Linked DNA regions of Mus musculus: region 1 is linked to region 2. The links are chromatin contacts, found by Hi-C in ENCODE. All regions are on one chromosome and are shown on one strand. Each heading gives the region's core, a stretch centred on a gene start or an enhancer-like site at or near the end of the contact. The rest is flanking DNA. Distances are from core to core; before and after follow the strand shown.

The links. A loop is a pair of places that touch in the nucleus more often than their neighbours do.
Region 1: a map of v-Abl transformed pro-B cells shows a loop between it and region 2 (2.6-fold over the local background). The contact joins the enhancer-like site here to the promoter of Ttc19 in region 2. A Hi-C loop is called at or near these places in 1 of 37 maps with a recorded cell type or tissue (v-Abl transformed pro-B cells).

Annotation. Positions count from the first base shown.
Region 1 is chr11:62,668,072-62,672,975 of GRCm38, forward strand. No RefSeq gene overlaps it. Among named protein-coding and RNA genes, the nearest start is that of Mmgt2, 22 kb to the left of the region's middle. Within about 2 kb of position 1,575, at least 1 of the 3 ENCODE cell types and tissues checked has a DNase peak (open chromatin) inside an H3K27ac peak, as active enhancers do.
Region 2 is chr11:62,278,943-62,283,271 of GRCm38, forward strand. It overlaps Ttc19 (tetratricopeptide repeat domain 19), which reads left to right and starts at 2,531. Exons shown (of 10, transcript NM_028360.2): 1 at 2,531-2,751; 2 at 2,843-2,946. The coding sequence starts at 2,571. It overlaps Zswim7 (zinc finger SWIM-type containing 7), which reads right to left and starts at 2,453. Exons shown (of 5, transcript NM_027198.1): 1 at 2,315-2,453. The coding sequence starts at 2,390.

The DNA.
Region 1 (4,904 bases), core at 325-2,824, 390 kb after region 2:
ATATTGTCCTCTTCATAAAGATCCCATCTATACCTATGACGTCATGTTATCATCATTACTTCTTTAGTGATACAATCCAAGGAAGGTTTTGGGGATTGGATTTCAAATGTAACTTGTGGGGAACCACTATTGAGCCTGCAATACTACCCCTCATGACGTGTGTGTGTGTGTGTGTGTGTGTGTGTGTATTCGGCAGTAGGAATGGTAGTAACTAAAAGGACTGTACAGCTAAGGGAGGAGATGAAGGCTATACTGTGTGTGTGTATCACATTCCTACAGCCACATCCATGTCCCAACTCTTTCCCACATCAACTGGAAGTCCCGTATCTCATCTAGATCATGTGTTGGATAAATTCCAAGTATGAATCTTCTTGAGTAAAAGTTTCTCCCCCGCTGTGTACCTGTGAATCTAGACCACACATTGCATGCTTCTTAAATAAATCGTGGGGCAAACATGACCTAGGCTTCCTAAGTCCAAAGGAAAAGTCACACGTTGGGACCCCTAAACATATAAATTTAACGGCTCTAGATTCAGTCCCTAACATCTTCCCCTCAATGAGCCTGGAGAACAACACCCACAATCGAAAACCTAGTTACCGGGCTGGAGAGATGGCTCAGTGGTTAAGAGCACTGGCTGATCTTCTGAAGGTCCTGAGTTCAAATCCCAGCAACCACATGGTGGCTCACAACCATCTGTAATGGGATCCGATGCCCTCTTCTGGTGTGTCTGAAGACAGTTATAGTGTACTCATATACATAAAATAAATAATTAAAAAAAAGAAAACCTTGCCTATTTCATGCTTTATAGTACTCCAACCCATAACCCCGTCCACCATGTGACTGCCCCTTCTGTCAGTACAAGGACACTTTCAGAATACATTACTTGCTCCTCCTTGGGCAGGGCATATATGCATGACCTAGAGTAGAAGCCAGCAAAGTACTGAGTCCATGAGATAATTTATTTTTCAGTCTGATAACCCAGACAGTCAGTAGGTGCTTAGAGGGTTGAGAGCATACACTGCATGGATGCTCAAAGGGAAAACTCACACGATGCCAGCACTGGCTTCCGTGACGCATCCGCTGTTTGTTTCTAGAATCTTTTAACCTTTTTTGGACTGCAGTTAACACTAGGTGACAATAGAAAGAAAAAAAAAAAGACCTCTAGGAGATAATACTGCTGTATATTCCCAGAGTGGACATAAGCAAACCTCATGAAAGGGGGCTCTGTTTTGTACACTGCTGTGTTTGTAGCCCCCCAATATTTACTGAACGTGTGAGTGAATATAAATAAATATATACCTCCTAAGCATTGACCATGAGTGTACATTCCAGATTCTTGAGTTTAGAGCAGCTGATGAATCTGTGTTGTTGTTGCTTTTTTTTTTTTTTTTTTTCCTAATTGAGTGCAAGAGAATGTTAATACTCTTCTCCTGAATGGCAGGATACCAGCTGAACAAGCGTCATATGCCTCTGGCTTCCCCAGATGACTCACAGGAGAGCTTTGTTTGGGAAGAGTGGGCCGAGATGATGGTTGACAAAAATAACCACGGGTCCTCGAAGACGGCGTCAAGCTCTACTGGTGAAAAGAACATTAGAGGTGACTCTGAATGCTTCACCGAGGCAGGGGAAGATAGCGTTTGCCCTGGCATCGTGGGTTAGCAGATGCTCACATGCTCAGAGAAGCAGAGTTAGCATAAACGAAGTAAAACCGCCATTGTTCCTGAGCAGTCAGCTGCTCCTCTTAGAGGAGAACATTTCTTATAAACGATGAGGGAAACAGATGGGAGGGGTGAGTGGTGAGCGGCTCCAAGGCGGTGATTCCGTGCGTTTGTCTTTTTCTTTTTAGAAAAGGCTTTCCTAGCAGGTGCAGTGGTACACGCCCGTAATCCCAGCACTCAGAAAGCAAAGGCTGGAGGAGCGTGTGAGGTCAGCTTGGTCTGCATAGTGAGTTCAAGGCCAGCCAGGACTACTCAGGAAGATACTGTCCGCAGTGTGCCCACAGGAGGCTTCCCCAGACATATTTTCCTCTCATTTGGTGACCATGCCTATCAGGATAGAAGGTACAGTGGGAAAGAATCTATGACTTGCCTCCAGCGTCATCTGTGTGGTGGAAGATTGCCAGCATCAGCAGTGTCTTGGCAGGAACGTGATGTGCAGATTCTGGGCCCCGCCCAGATCGACCTGATCTACCTGGGGTGGCCCAGGAGTCTGTTATATGAAACTAGGTGATCCAAGCCCATGCCTAACTGTGAAAACCCTAAGGGCTCGCAGGTGGCAAATTACAAACCTTGATGGAGAACCTGGGGATGTCCAACCCTGTCCTTCACTGACATTCTGGTGTTCAGAGCTGACATTTTCTCACAAGACAATCTATTTTGTTAACTACCTTTTTCTTCACATCTACAAAGCCCCGCACAGTCTGTTATAGCCATATAACATACATAACATAATGGCTGCCCTCCGTTGTCCCTCTCCTCAGGCCGGGCTGACCTTTATTCCTTAGACATGGTGAGCTGTCTCCCGTCTCTGGGCTTTTGTATGTGTTTCCTCTGCCAAGTGACCATTGCTCCTGGCTTGGTACTTCTCACGTTAAGTCTCCTTTGATTTTGGCAGATCTGTTTATCCTCAGCCTGGCATCTATACTGTCTGAAGTCACTTTGTTGACTAGGAAGTAAATGACTGGCGATCCCGGGTCTGCCTGTCTAACCACTGTTGTTTCCAGAGCCAACCCTGCAGCTTGACATACAATAGATCCTCAACAGACATTTATTCAATAAGTAAACCATGAGCAAGAGGAAGCTTGGTAGAAGGGAAGGACGATTCCCTTCATTCCTGATTCCTGTGCAGTTCAGGCTTTTGGGAGAAAGCAGGGTAGGGGGTGGGGTGGGTTGGCTGTTCTGCATGCTTTCTGGAAGTGCAATCCTGCAGTCCTTGTGCCATAACTGGCTTATTTTTCTTAGCACTGAGTCCTCAAACTTCATCGATGTAGCACGTGACTGGATTTCCTTAGTTTTAAAGTAACTGAGGATACAAAGAGAGAAACCTGGTAAGGGTACTGCTGTAAATTCCAAGAATGGAGTGGGTACCTTGTTTTCAATTCCTGGATAAATATCCAGAGCTGAGATTGCCGTGGCACGTCTCCATCCTTGGTTTCTGAGACAAGTTTGCATTGGCATGGTTTTTTATTTGTTTCTTTGTTTTTTTAGTTATTCTGTTGGGTTCTTATATCTACCACCCTTCCAGCCCTTATTCCACCCTAATCTTTTCCAACTCCCCAACACTAGGTAGGAGAGAAGGAAGGTTAGAGAGGAAAGGGCAGAAAGGGGGCATAGACCTTTTAGATTACTTCCAGCTGATTAGGGGCAGGGGCATCGGGTTCCTAGGGACAAATCCAAACTTCATCTTTAGGATATCCAATTTCTTCTTCTTGTCTCTTTGCTCATGACCACTTGACAAACTACAGCAACACAGCAACAGGAAACAGGAGGAGGAGGGAGGAAAGCAGCCCCTTGGAGAGCCCCCAGCCCCTCTGCGGGTCTGGCATTTACCCCCTCTGAAAGGTTCCTAGAATTCCAAACAAACTCTCTGCAGCTGGGTAAAAACACTGCCTGCTAGTGCAGGAGGCAGGGGGTGGGGGTGGGGAGGTGGCGCACGTCTTTAATCCCAGCACTTGGAGGCAGAGGCAGGCAGATTTCTGAGTTCGAGGCCAGCCTGGTCTACAAAGTGAGTTCCAGGACAGCCAGGGCTACACAGAGAAACCCTGTTTCGAAAAACCAAACCAACCAACCAAACAAACAAAAAAACAAAAAACAAAAAAACAAAAAAACCCTAGTGCATGAGGCAAATCATTGTCACATGTTATGAAGCAACCTCTTATTTCACACCTGGGATTAAAACAAAAACATATTCACTGAAGGGACCCTGTTATAGCAGTCTTGTATGAGGCTATGCCAGTGCCTGGCAAATACAGAAGTGGATGCTCACAGTCATCTATAAGATGGAACACAGGGCCCCCAATGGAGGAGCTAGAGAAAGCACCAAGGAGCTGAAGGGGTCTGCAACCCTATAGGTGGAACAACAATATGAACTAACCAGTACCCCCAGAGCTCGTATCTCTAGCTGCATCTGTAGCAGAAGATGGCCTAGTCGGCCATCACTGGGAAGAGAGGCCCCTTGGTATTGCAAACTTTATAAGCCCCAATACAGGGGAATGCCAGGGCCAAGAAGCGGGAGTGGGTGGGTAGGGGAGCAGGGCAGAGGGAGGGTATAGGGAACTTTCGGGATAGCATCTGAAATGTATATAAAGAAAATATCTAATAAAAAATAAATTAAAAAAGAACCAACCAACCAACCAAACAACAACAACAAAAACATATTCACTTAATGTACCTGGGTTTTTGAAGGAACCAAAATTCTTGCTATGGATTTGTTTGTTTTTTGAGACTGAGTTTCTCTGTGTAGCTCTGGCTGACTTAGAACTTGATCAATAGACCAGGCTGGCTTTGAACTCAGAAATGCCTCTGCCTCTGCCCCCCTGCCCCTCTGCCCCTGCCCTTCTGCACCCCTATCCCCTGACCCCTCCTCCCTGCTCTCTCCCCAACCCCCCAACCCCCCGCCCCTCTGCCCCTCGGCCCTCTGCCTCCCAGAATTATAAAGGCATGCACCACCATGGCCCAGCTGCATATTTATTCTTAATTCAGAAACTCCATAGTGTTTTCCCTTGTGGCTGCACCCCTTCCCATATCTGCCAATGATGTTCAAAGGTCCCACAGCCTTGCTCCTCCTCCTCCTCTTCCTCCTCTTCCTCCTCTCCTTCCTGTGCTAGGGATGGACTCAGCCACTCTTATGCTGAGTTCACTTCCAGCTTCTCTTTCTTTTTGCTTTTACTTAGAGAGAGAGAGAGA
Region 2 (4,329 bases), core at 1,281-3,780:
GTGAATATGGGTCACATGCCATCCTACCAAAGGGACTGTACATCAGCAATCTTAACCATCATGGATACCTAGGAGCAACTGCAATTCAAAGACCCAGAGAAAATAAAAGCCACCGACAAAATTCAGGAGCAATGCTAGATACAAAATGCTAGACAATTATGGGACAATGTTTTCAGAGGTCTGAAGATATGCTATTTCCAACATGAAACTTAATACCTTTTTGTAACCCCCCCCCCCCAGCCTGAAATCTGGCTGATCAGGTTTGACTGTTAGCACTAAGAGAGCATGGGGATGAAGCCTGCCACCCTATCGTTCTGCCACTCCCACTGCTACTACCTGCCACCTAGCTGTTCCAGAGCCAACACATGGTCACCTGAAACTGGACTCCAAGGATGATTTGGCGGGAATGGGCCCCTCCCCCTTCTTCATAACCCCGTGTCTCCAAATAGTAAAATTGAACCTTGATCAGACTAATGTCTTGGTTCCATCCTTTCTCGTGCCGCCTAGTTCCCTCTTTTCTTCCAGATTCCAAGATGCCTCCCAGGCTAGAACTCAGACATGTGGGCCGCTGGCCGCCCTCAACACCTTTTAACCAAGCGTGAGAGCAGAAAAACCTTTTTCAGACATTCAAAGCCGCAAAAGCATAGTTCATGCCTTCTTCAGAAACCTACTGAGGTGTGTACTGCATACAATAAGACAGGTAACAATACACAAGTGGATCAACAAGAGGAAAGTAAACTGTAGGATGTGCTAACACAAGACCCAAACTGGGAAAAGAGAATTCCCAGTTAACACTGAAGGAAGACAGCAGCAGCCCAACCGGACAGCAGCCAGTCCATACTAGGGAAGTCGGCAGGCTCTTCGCAGATTCCTTTATGAAAATGTAACTGATAAAATGTCTTTTTTACCTTAACATTTTGAGTGGAGACCTGTGATAGTGGCATAAAATTTCAAGTTCAAGTAAAAATACATATGTAGAAAACTAAACAAGCTTAGAAAGCCGAGATGGTTATAATTCAGGGGAACCAAGTTACCCAGGAAAGGAAATCATAGCTTCTATATGGTCAAAATCATATACATGCAACCTGGACTTATATTCTGCACGGTTACCAAGGAAGATTGGGGATTAGAAAGGAATACCCAGACCCAATACTGAAAACTGCTCTACTGAAAAATAAACAGGAATTGAGAGTCTGCTCCTGTGTAAGGGGGCCCCTTCAGTTACTGGCATATGGATTAACCAACAGCCCTGTTCTGTAAAACTCATCTCGTTCCAGCATCTCAGAACATCTGTGGTCAAATCCTGGAAGCAAGACCTCACAACAGACTAACACCCCACAACTTCTTTGAAGTCAAAGCATGTTTGAATACCTGGTTGGCTGAATCTTTTACGTAAAAGACCAAAATGAGACTATTCGTTTACTTTTCTAGTCCCATTGAAGCAGTAACTCAAACCAGTTCACAGAGCACAATCAATGAACAATAGGAGTTTTGTGCTCTAATTTGGCTATCATTTAGAGAGGCTATTTTTGGGGAGAGTGCTTTAATTAGTCTACACTTCAAAAGCACCCCCCACCCCACCTCCAGTTTTTTGAGATAAAGTCTCCAGCAGCCCAGTCTGGCCTAGCATTATGTAGCTGAGGTTGACCTTAAACTTTCCCTTTTTCTTTCTTTCTTTTTTTTTTTTTTTTTTTTTTTTTTGTCTCCACTTCCCAAGTGCGGAGACTACAGCCATGTGCCCAGTCTTGTGCGGTGGTGGGGAATCCACGGCAGCTCTCTACATGCCAGGCAAGCCTCTTTACCAGCCGAGCTGCATAGTAGATCCTCATTACTAGTTTTCCCCTTTTGGTAGATCCTCCTACTCTGGTGAGTAAGCAAAGATCATCCTTGGTCGGTCATTTTGTTGGAGACAGGCATAGGGCGACCTCTACAGGCCAGAGGGAAGAAGTAATTTTCAACTTCCCGATTTTTTTTTAAAGGTTTTGCCTCCCTGAATGTTTTTTAGTAAAATCTATTTACTAAACAAAGTAGTAAACAAGGGTATTATTTTTAAACTTTGCATCACGGATTGTGGATAAAGATTCTGAGTAACTCGAAATTGTCTACGCATCTGCCATTCCGCATCCCAGCCCTCGCCCACTCCTTGGATGTACCCAGTGGCTCTCTTTAAGTACCGGGGTTCCCGCACACCGGCTCGCACTCAGGGATCTGACGTCTAGTCACTCAAATCCCTCTATTTAGTTAAGCGATTTAAGGGGCCCAGGCTTCAGGGACATAACCATGCGGGGTAAGAATAAAAGCCCGCAGGCCGTACTTCTCGCGCTGTCTCGCACAGCGGCGGCCATCTCGCTCAGGAGCTCTTCCACCACCTCCGGGAGCGCGACCGCCATGGCACGCCGCCCGTCTTCTCTCCTCCCGGGCGCTGCGAACTTCACGCGCCCTGCAGGCCGGGGGCGGGGCGGGGCGGGACGAGACGGCGTGACGTCAGCATGCGTCATCGCGCATGCGGACTGGCGGGGCGTCCCGGGCCAGCCGTGGCTTAGTGGATCTCTGAGGGAGGACCCGTCGGCATGTTCCGGTTGCTTCGCTGGCGTCTGGGTCGAACCCTGCTGCGGGCCGCGGGCCGGCGGTGTGGGGGTTGTACGGCGCGCCTGCTGCCGGAGCGGACGGGCGACGCGGGGACGGGCGCGGAGCGGCTGCGGACCCGAGGCGCGCCGGCGCGGGGGCACGGGGTGCTGCCGCTGTTGGCAGGTGAGCGGTGCGCTCCGGGCGGGGCCGGCCCGGCGGGGGCGGGGACGCGGGCACGGGCCGGTCCCGGTGACCTCTGAGCCGCTTCTCGCAGCTCTCGCCTGGTTCTCGCGACCCGCGGCGACGGCCGAGCAGCCGGGAGAGGACGCGTCAGACGAGGCGGAGGCCGAGATCATCCAGCTGCTGAAGCAAGCCAAGGTGAGGGGCTCGACCGGGCGCGCGCGCTCTCTGCTCCGGTTTCCCGAGGCCTGGATGGATTGGCCCTGGGTGGAAGGTTGGGATCCATCCAGACTGGTCCAGAGCGAATCCTGCAGCAGAATCGCTGCAGTTGTGAGTGCAGGTGGAGACCCTCACATTTCCTTTATTTATTTATTTATTTTGTCCAAACGTATTGATTGAGGATGTTTTGCGAGGGTGGCTTTAATCAGCTAACCTCCAAGCCGAATGACATTTTGTTCATAGACTATGAATGACGCCCCGAAAATGCAATTTAGTATCGTTTATGCCTATTGGTTTGCGTCTAAATCTGTTTCTCCACATCCTTTTTTTCCCCCCTCCAGGTTTATTTCATCTCTTCCTACGGGTTCAATATCGACTTAATGCCAACAACGTCCAGATTTGTGTTCAGACTGCAGTGTGTCATTGACATGCTGTCTCTATTGCAAGGCCACAGCTATCTCTCAGATTTAGCATGCCCGGGACTAAGCACTTTTTCTTAAATTCCTTCCCCCCAAATATGGCTTTAACAGTGTTCTCTCTATCACCTAAAAAATTAAGCCTAAAAAATCATAGTGGTTCCTCAGGCGGACCCCTGTGTTTGAAACCAGCTTGCTCTACAAAGCAAGTCCAGGACAGCCAGGATTCTGTTACACAGAGAAACCCTGTCTCAAAAAAGAGGAGAAAAAAAAAAAAAAAAACAGAAAATAATCATAATTGTTCTTAAAGTGTGTTGTTGATAATTCCCAGTTACAGCAGTAAACACAGTTGCCATCAAATCCAGAACACTTCTCAAATCGCCTGCCCTCTTTTTCCATTCCCTCTTTTCCCCCAGTTTTCCTCACACAGGTCCTGTTCTCTTGCCCCAACCGCAGTCCTTTCTCCGTGTAGCAACCTGAGTGATGGTTTGAAAATGTAAATCAGATTGTAGTAGTGCTTTCTTGTTTGACAGCTGAGTGACTTCTCCCTGTACCTGTGAGAAAACACAAACCCCCTGTCAGAGGCTGCAGGGCTGGAAGTGATCTAAGCCAGCGTCTCATCCTCCTGTGGCAAGAGATGTGATTCAGGACCCTCTGTCCACCTCTCCGTCCTCGAATGTCTTCTGAAGATCCATTCTTTTCACCCCTGTCTTTTGGGGTCATTCTTCTGTCCATTTCGTTACATGGTTAACTCCTTAGTCACTTTACCTCAGTTTTACTCTCATTCTCTTGAACACGTTCCAGATTCCTCTTGTCATTCTTCTGTGCTGTTTTTCTTCCTCTTTTCGTGAGTTTTAATTATGCCTACTTGTCCTACCTGATTCCCTGTAATCTTCAGGAAGAGAAGAAGACGAAAGGCGAACAGCTTCGGTAGGAACACAGTGCC